2 separate regions of the Homo sapiens genome follow, and region 1 is linked to region 2. Evidence: chromatin loops called from intact Hi-C (ENCODE). Cell type or tissue: sigmoid colon. All regions are shown on one strand. Links, peaks and the distances in the headings refer to the core of each region. The heading gives the core; the rest is flanking DNA.

Evidence for each region. A loop is a pair of places that touch in the nucleus more often than their neighbours do. Peaks named below come from ENCODE experiments on the same cell type or tissue, not always from the same donor. Only the 100,000 strongest peaks of a DNase experiment are listed, where the experiment ranks them.
Region 1: it touches region 2 in a loop (2.3-fold over the local background); 3 of 110 quality-filtered maps call a loop at or near these places.

Annotation. Positions count from the first base shown.
Region 1 is chr6:168,572,845-168,577,230 of GRCh38, forward strand. All of the region lies in intron 7 of SMOC2 (SPARC related modular calcium binding 2), which reads left to right. Among named protein-coding and RNA genes, the nearest start is that of SMOC2, 130 kb to the left of the region's middle. In sigmoid colon, for the core only: no CTCF peak of the experiment used is centred there; DNase peaks (open chromatin) are centred at 1,471 and 2,227; H3K4me3 peaks cover 1,354 bases.
Region 2 is chr6:168,626,072-168,630,457 of GRCh38, forward strand. The region is part of intron 9 of SMOC2 (SPARC related modular calcium binding 2); the gene reads left to right. Among named protein-coding and RNA genes, the nearest start is that of SMOC2, 190 kb to the left of the region's middle. In sigmoid colon, for the core only: no CTCF peak of the experiment used is centred there; a DNase peak (open chromatin) is centred at 1,890.

The sequences.
Region 1 (4,386 bases), core at 104-4,103, 53 kb before region 2:
GATGTTCATTTCCTGCCCGCATCTCCGGGTGCTGGGACCAGGGCTGCGTGGTCCCTGAACGCGATGTTCACTTCCTCCCCGCATCCCCTGGTGCCGGGACCAGGGCTGCGTGCTCCTTGGACGCGATGCTCATTTCCTCCCCACATCCCCGGGTGCTGGGACCAGGGCTGCGTGGTCCCTGAACGCGATGTTCATTTCCTCCCCGCATCCCCGGGTGCGGGGACCAGGGCTGCGTGCTCCTTGGACGCGATGCTCATTTCCTTCCCACATCCCCGGGTGCTGGGACCAGGGCTGCGTGGTCCCTGAATGCGATGTTCACTTCCTCCCCGCATCCCCGGGTGCCGGGACCAGGGCTGCGTGCTCCTTGGACGCGATGCTCATTTCCTTCCCACATCCCCGGGTGCTGGGACCAGGGCTGCGTGGTCCCTGAATGCGATGTTCACTTCCTCCCCGCATCCCCGGGTGCCGGGACCAGGGCTGCGTGCTCCTTGGACGCGATGCTCATTTCCTTCCCACATCCCCGGGTGCTGGGACCAGGGCTGCGTGGTCCCTGAACGCGATGTTCATTTCCTGCCCGCATCTCCGGGTGCTGGGACCAGGGCTGCGTGCTCCCTGGGGACTTGGCTGAAAGGCAGCTCTGCTCGGGCTCCCAGGCGAGCCTGCTGCTGGTGCTGCTGGTCCCTCTGTGTCTGTGTGTCCAGCCTGGGAGGAGGCGCAGAGGCTGGAGTAGCCTCTGCCCACACACGTGCAGGCAGCGAGCGCCTGCGACAGGGCAGAGAGCAGCATGCATGGGGCAGGCAATCTTCCTGGGAACTCCGTGGCCCCTGCGTGCCCTGGTATCCGCTTCACACCACAGCCTCAGGACCCTGTCTCCCCAGCAGGACCCCGCCTCCCCACCCTGCAGGCTCATCTCACCAGCCTCATTCTCAGGCAGGTGCCCCCGACGTGGGGGCCCACAGGTTTCATTGTCCATCCCACTAACGATCCAGTGGAGGCTTTTTGTTTTTGTTTTAAAATAGAAGTCCCAGATCTTATCTCCAGTGACTGTCTTGGGTCACACGTCCACCCCTGAACCAGTCGCTGTGGCCAGTGGGGTAGGATGTGCTCTCTGGCCATAAGGGGCACGTGCCCTTCTCTGGAGGGGGAGGGATGGGTGGACCCGGGCCTTGCGCCCACCACAGGGGCTGACTGGGAAGAATGTCTTGCCCACCCTAGAAGACGAGGAAAAGAGGCTGGAAACAAGCGCACTCAATATTTCCTGCAGCTGTCTTTTCCCTGCACATGTGATCTCTGTGGATAGAGACCCTCCTTCAGGGACTGAGCAGTGCATGGGCACCTGTCATCCAGCACCAGGAAGATGGGAGTGGTGTGGCAGCGCTGGGAGGGGGGCCAGGCCCTGAGCATGCTCATGGGCAGGGCGGGTAGGTCGAAGGCTGCTCCAGGACCCTGCAGGCCGGGCCTCCATAGGGCAGGTCAGCAGCCATCCTGGAACAGGGCTGAGGCAGCAGGCCGGGAGGAAGCCCCCGTCCTTAGGAACGAGCTTGGAGAACACGGCGCAGATCCTGTGGGCAGCACAGGGGAGAGGTCGCCTGAAGCCCTGGAAATCCCTGGGAGAGTGAACCTTCCCGCCGGGCCTTGGGGAGTTGGAGAATATTCTGAAACAAGTCACATCACAGAGGTAAAGGGTGCAAGAGCAGCTCTGGAGAAAGGTGAGGAGGGAGGTTTGCCTGGAACGTCTGCAGATGTGTTTAGAGCTCGGATTTCTCCTGAAGGGCCTGAGCAATTCTGCCTGAGTCAGGGGGGATTCCTGTGCCGTGTGTGTAGGGGGTCCGGTGGGTGACAGCACAGGATGAGGTGCAGACCCATCCCGAACTGCCGGACTCGGCGCTCTGTCCTTCCCGACCTCCCTGAAGACCGGCACATTCCATGCTGGTCTCACTTCAGACAGCCAGGAGGGCCCTCCTTTCTCCAAGTCAAAACAAAAGCACCACTTAGGCACAGAGGGTGACATGGGGGCCGGCCACCGCCCTTTGCATGAACCAGAACAAAATGTTGCCTTATTAGGTGACTTCGTGCCGGGGTGCGGGGGCTGCTTCCTGTGGTGCTGCTGATCTGCAAAAGCTAAACATTTAGACTCTGCTCCACTCGAACACTCCTGCCAAGAAGTCTCTTTAGGTATTCTGTCTTTGTCAGGAAGGCCTGCCAGCTTAGCAGCACCCTTGGTCTGGGAGGCGGGAGGAAGTGTGTCTGTGGGGAAAGGTTTGTGCGAAGCGCTGGGCGGGCGTGGACTGGGCCTGCCTTTAGGAGCCACACCCCTCCCAGTGTTAATTCTCACAGGGAAGAGCTCAGCACCGAGTGGCTCGCTTTTGCTGCTGAACATTTCAGGCTGTTCTTCTGTGGCTTAAAATGACAGTAGGTTATAAAGTGAGCACTCAACATGCATTTCGGATGTTTCCTGCAGAATATTTTTTCCCTCCTTAGATTCCCCCCGACTTCTTTCTAAGCCCTATAAGGATAAATCTCTTACTCTCCTAGCATATCTAGTAAAATATTGTTGGGAAGATAAATGCATAGATAGCGCTTTACTGTAGTGGGTGGGGAGCCCCTGTGAGCAGGGTGTGGGGACCCTGCAAACAGCCAGAATGAGGAGCGTGGACACAGCAGAACTTCCCTTCAGTTCCCCGATGCAGAAGACGGGGAGCTCCTCGCAGGGGGTGGGTATTTCTGTGAAGTTTGAAGGCGGAGCCATGCGAAGGGTCTGTCTTTACTGTGGGATGCAGAACACAGGCAGAGCCATTTGAACCAGCCAAAAACATCCAAAAAATAAATCATGCTAAATAGCACCCACACTGCTGCAGCTAACGGACTTGCGCCAGGCTCCCGGCCCCAGCTATACCCCTGGCTCTGTCTTATTCAGGGACATGACAGGACACCAGCCAATTCCAGTGGCTGCTCCAGACTGTCTCGGCTCTGCGGTGAAGATGACCGACTTCCTTGATCATCACTCAGTTCCTCTCTCAGGATCATCCTCCACCATTGTGACTTTACTGACTTGGGTGCCCTCCCAAGCACCCAGGTGAAGGCCAGTGCACCCCTGCCTGTCGGCCACATGCTGGCAGGAGGCAGCCCGCCATGAGACACAGAGGCAGGGTGGCTGGGGTTAGAGGCAGGACTTTGGAGCCTGGTGGCCTGGGTCTGAAACCTGGTTGTCCCCTCCCTACCCTAGCCTTGGTCAGGTTGTGGTTGCTCAGATTTAGTTGTGCCAAGCGGTGAAGACTGGGTGAGGCCATGCTGGGCAGGTGCACCAGTCAGCCCTGTGTAGGTTTCCTCAACTCTGCTCATTCAAACAGGTAAATACATAACACACAACCCTTATTCTCAAATAGCTCAAGTTTATGGTCTAATTCAGCAGCTCCCACACTTTTTTGATATAAAAATTCTTTTGTGCTGTTATAACTCATCAAGGACCCCAAAAAGCTCTTGTAATCATGGGCTGTATCTACTGACATCAGTGAACATGTTTGCACTAAGCACGTTGTGATCTGAGGCACGTCCAGTCGGGCAGCAGATGGCTGACATCGCAGATCACCTAGGCTCACACGCTTCCAGAGTGCAAGGCCAGAGAACACCTTAGCAGTCTATAAAAGTGGTTCCGACCCCACGGATCTCCTGTGAGGACCTTAGGGAGCCCTGGGGGTCCCTTCAGACCTCGCTCTGAGAATGGCTGGTCTAACAGCAGGGACACCAAATGGACGCATCACAGGCAAACCGGCGGGCCTCGCTCCATGGAACCCCCAACCACAAGGAGCTCTAAGTGCAGTGGGATCCTCAGGTGATCCGAGTCCTTGGGGTGGAAGGAATGAGGGAAGGTTTCCCTGAGGAAACAAGGCAGAAGCAAAGTAGAAGGAAGGTTTTCTGGCAGTGTCGTGATCGTGTTCAGGGATCACCCGTCAGAGACTCATCGTCGATGTGAACACACATCCCTAAATCTAGTTTACATGCTTAAATTGAGCACTTTGCTCCTCAGTCACAGACATCTACACGCAGGCATTTAGATTTTTCCCCTCAAGCACGCATGAGATTTCCTTTATACCTGGAGAAAGAAGGGCCCATCCTGGAGATTTTCCCAGAAGGAATCCCTGGAAGGTGAATTCCAGCCACTGAGTCTTGGGTGACACTTGCTGTTTTGAAATGGCCCCTTGCCTGTTGAAAACTATGCACGTTTCAAAAACATCTTAAAACCAAAGTTCCACCAGGATGACTTATTCCATCTAAACATGCTTTCTTCTCATCTCTGTAAGACTCTGCTGGACCAGGACGCCATCTAAACATGCTTTCCTCTCATCTCTGTAAGACTCTGCTGGACCAGGATGCCTTATTCCATCT
Region 2 (4,386 bases), core at 82-4,081:
AGAAATTATTCAAGTAGCCCCCACGTGAAGCAGAGGTCTTGCCACGTGAAGGAGGCAAGTTCCTTACACTGCTTAGGAAAAGACAATCTACATTGTGGAGGAATTAATTCTTTTTACTTTTAGGTTATGCGAGACAGACCTGTCTCACTCCTCGCACAGACTCAAGTCCGCGCCCCCGTTTCTGCTCCCTGTGCAGAAGCAAAGTCTTCACCACTGTGGCTTGGGGTGTGAGGAAAGAAGGTGGAAAAATCTGAATTCTGTTGCCAGCGTCTGTTTTTCCTCGTCAGGAATAATTGACGATGTGTGCGAGATTTCTGCAGGCACAGCTCGGATTACTTGAGGTCGTCCAGAGAAGGGGAGACAGCTGCATTTTTCTCTATGTTTTATGAAGAAATCAGAATCCATGCAGTTAACAGGAACACCTGGCCGTGGCGATTCCGCAGACAGGCCTGAGGCACTGGGGTTCCGCCGCGACACTCCACATTCTGCTACAGCCTGTGTCTCCTCTGCATCACTGTGGGCCACAAAAGGCAATGGGCTCTACTCTCTGATTATCACCCAAAGGAAGGGCTATAGGTCACTCTAAAGCCAAACATCATTTAGCAAAAGTGCGTGGCAACTTAACGCGTTCTGTTACCTAGGCCTGTGTTTAACGGCCTGTGTATCTTGGAGAGTGCGCCAGGAAGTGGCATCACTCAGATTCCAGGGGTCTTTACCAGAATTTTAGGTAACGGCTGAAGGAGATGTTGGGCTACACCTGCTTGAATTGTTTGTAGGCTGAAAATGTGGTGATAGAGACCCGGGGCCCTGACAGCCCAGTTCTCTGTTGCCTGAGTTGGCCTGGGTTGGCCTGGACCTGCCGGGAGAGTCATTCTTCTACCTGCTGTGTTTGATTATAGGAGTCTTAGTTTATGTGATTCTCAAGACAAGGAGCTTCTCATTTAACCAGCTTCAGAGAAGAGACACACTCCAGGCCCCATAACCTTGGAGGAGCTAGATATTTGTAAAAATCTAGCCCAAGAAAAATATGTATAGAAAATTACCATGAAACACACCCCCAGCTCCTGATAGGCCAGCATGTTGACTTTGGGTTAGCCGTGAGCTGAGTGTATTATAGACACCCATTTCTCCTCTAGTAAGACTGAGTCTGCTGACTGCAGGGTTATGCCAAAGGCTGATAATTGAAGCACCTTATAAAAATTGCCCTTTGGAAAGTGTGATATTGTTTGTTGAGATTTAGGTGAGTGCACTGTTAGCTGTTATGTTAGAGGCACAGGGAAGATTTCTCTCTTGTTTTAATATCAGGAATTGGTATTTTATCTCCTGATTGCTTGCTCCATGCTGAGCTTTTAATTTTTATTAGATTTCCCTCTTTTTCTTGTCTGTATTACTCTCTGCGGGCAGGATGTCAGGAAGAAAAATGATGTGTTCCTTAATGAGAAAACAACTGAGAACTACAAAATCCAGTGACTCTGGTAGTTGCTCAATGTGATCCAATTCAAACAAGAAATCAATTATAAACTTCCATTCAATGGAGTGATATATTGCTTTGTCACTGGTAGATTCAAAATGGCCTTTAGCTCTGAGCCTGTGGTCCTCATCTCAGGGACAGGCAGCAAGAACTCAGTATACAGTAGGAGCCACTGTGCCCTGAGATGTAGTTGTAATCAGCCTGCACAGGGGTGGACTGTACTGCACAGCTGTGAGGGCACGTGCAAGGGATCCTTTCAAACTGTGCCTCCACTGGAAACTGAAAATTGTCAGAATTCAAATGGAGTCACTTCTGCCAAGCCCAGCTAAGCGGAGGAGAAAGGCCCACAGGAGGGGCCCTCACACACACCAGTGGGGAAAACCACAGCCTTGCACAAAGGCACTGCAGGCTCCCACGGAGAAGCCTTCTGTGTGGACATCAGCCAGTGACTGCCCGTTGAACCCTGGACTAACGCCACTCTTGCCATCCATCCTTGTCAAGGAGGCATGTTTCACAACCACCTTCCTCACCCCACAAGCCCTTGCCTTCCTTGGCCTCCCTGGGCGCGCCTGTGGCCCCCTAGGTTTGCCATGGCTCACGGATTCTGGGGTTGCACTTCTTTGTTGATTCCCAGATAAACACACTTTGGAGAGCCTCACTTTCTGTTGATATTTTAGCTTGACAAAACAAAGGGCCTCGTCGAGACATACACTTTCTTGAAAACAAAACAGTAACATCCCGTTGTCCTCTGTGTGGCTACCTCCCAAATAAAAACCGAGGGCTGGAGAACATCATGCTGCCATAAATTAATATCACCTGAAAAAATATAAGTAAACACTGAGCTTTAAGTGAAACACTTCGTTCCAAAATGGAACTGGATTTCTGTTTGCTGTTACAGTGATGGTTTGTGACAGTCTGTTTAAAAGACTGTGGGCCAGGTCTCCGGACACTCTGTAGTAGATACTAAACACAGCTTCCACATTAGGAAACAGGAGTATGTAATTTGGAGAAATAGTCTAAATTGGAAAATGCAAAACTCGCAGCATGTATCCAACATAAATTATACTTTTATTTGACCAATTCCTTCTCCTAAGTCCCCACGTCTCACTCTTGTCTGCCTATTCAACATGGATTCTGGAGGACCTGCTGCAAGATTACTAAACTGTGCGTGGTACAGTAGATGGGACTGTGCTGAAGGCACTACCTGCTCTCCGTAGATGCCTGCCTCTGAAGGCCTTTCCTTCAGTCCCTTGGCCCTGCCTTTGAGCGTGGTGCCCCGCCGGAGAATGAACTTTAACCAGGCCATTCACTGCTGCAGAGACCACTCTTCTCGGAACACACAGTTTCCGACCTTGGGCCGGTCACGGAGGCGTGGGTGGAGGGCAGTCCGGTCCCTGAGAGGGAAGGGCAGGGGGCCCGGGACATGGGCTGCGCAGGGGTTCCACCCTCCGCGTTGGCTGGCAGGCAGGCGAGGGGGACTCACGGCCTCTTTTCAGCTCTCTCTTCTCTGGGGAAAACTTGCCCTTGACAGCCCTGCTTGCTGCCTCGAGCTCCGAGAGGAGGCTTCGCAGTCACTGGAGCAGCTGTGCTCCTGCCTTTGCTGTTCCTGGAGTTTTGTGCACACAATGTGTGACACCACTGGTTCTCCAGAAGGAGCCACCACACTGTTGTTCCCTCACTCAAGCTGCAAGGTGCAAGCCTTGGCTTCAGGGTCTCCGACAGGTCCTCATCGCCCCCAAGTGCCCTCAGTGCTGTCTTTTGATTCTTCCCACATGGGAAGGGATCAAGATAGGGCGGTCCCCCAGAAACCCCATTCATCGACCTCTTCCAACAGGCCTGCTGCTCTCCCAGTGCTGCTGGCTGTCAAAGGCTCCAGGTCCCAGGCAGGGCACCTGTCGCCACAGGACAGGCTGATTGGGTGCCGGGCTGCCTGAGCTCTGGACCCCAGGGATTTAATTCAGGTGGTCTCTTGTCATCTGGGAAATTTTAATCCAGCTGGGATTACTGTCCGCAAATCATTTGTCCAGAGTTTCCACCAGAAGGAATCCCTGTAGCTAGGTATCACCTTTTCTGTTTAAAAACACCCTCCTCAAGTACAGCCTGGGGAAGCTGAGAGTCATCAAGGAATGAAATGGACTGTTCAGGCCTTTAATTAAGCAGATGTGGACTGAGTGGGCAGCTGACTCTGTGAACAGATGAATGTGTGTGGGGAAGCTGGTCCCAGAGCTGTCTCCATGCAGAGTTCCCATCACTGGTCCTCAGTTTAATAGAATAGTATATTTTTAAAGCTCCGCTGAAGTGTAAGCATTTCTGGTGTTTATGAAGCTGACTTGGTAAATCCTTTTGCCATCTTACTTACATTCCCTTTCAAAGCTTATTCTTTTGCTTGAAACACCGGGGTGGGTGGCTTGGTGGAGGCCATCCTGGGGAAGCACCACTGTGCTGTGAGCTCCTGCCCCATTCTTCAGGGGAACCCTCATTTCTCAGGGTTCTGGGGCTGCCTGTCCTGTCGTGGGGCATCTGAAGAAACCTTGAGATGGTTGCAGCGTCTCGTTCATCTCCAACTCAGGGTGCCACACCAATGCTCTCCCTCCGTGGCCACTTCTTGTTAAAGATGTGTGAGGTAGAAAGAAGACAGGCCCTCTTAGCTTGATTTGATTCCCTAAACTCAACAACAGAAGCCTGTCCTGTTGCGGGAAGTCAGGGACCCCAAACGGAGGGACCGGCTGAAGCCATGGCAGAAGAACGTGGATTGTGAAGATTTTATGGACATTTGTTAGTTCCCCAAATTAATACTTTTATAATTTCTTATGCCTGTCTTTCCTGCAATCTCTAAACATAAGTTGTGAAGATTTCATGGACACTTTTCACTTCCCCAAGCAATACTCTTGTGATTGCCTATGCCTGTCTTTACT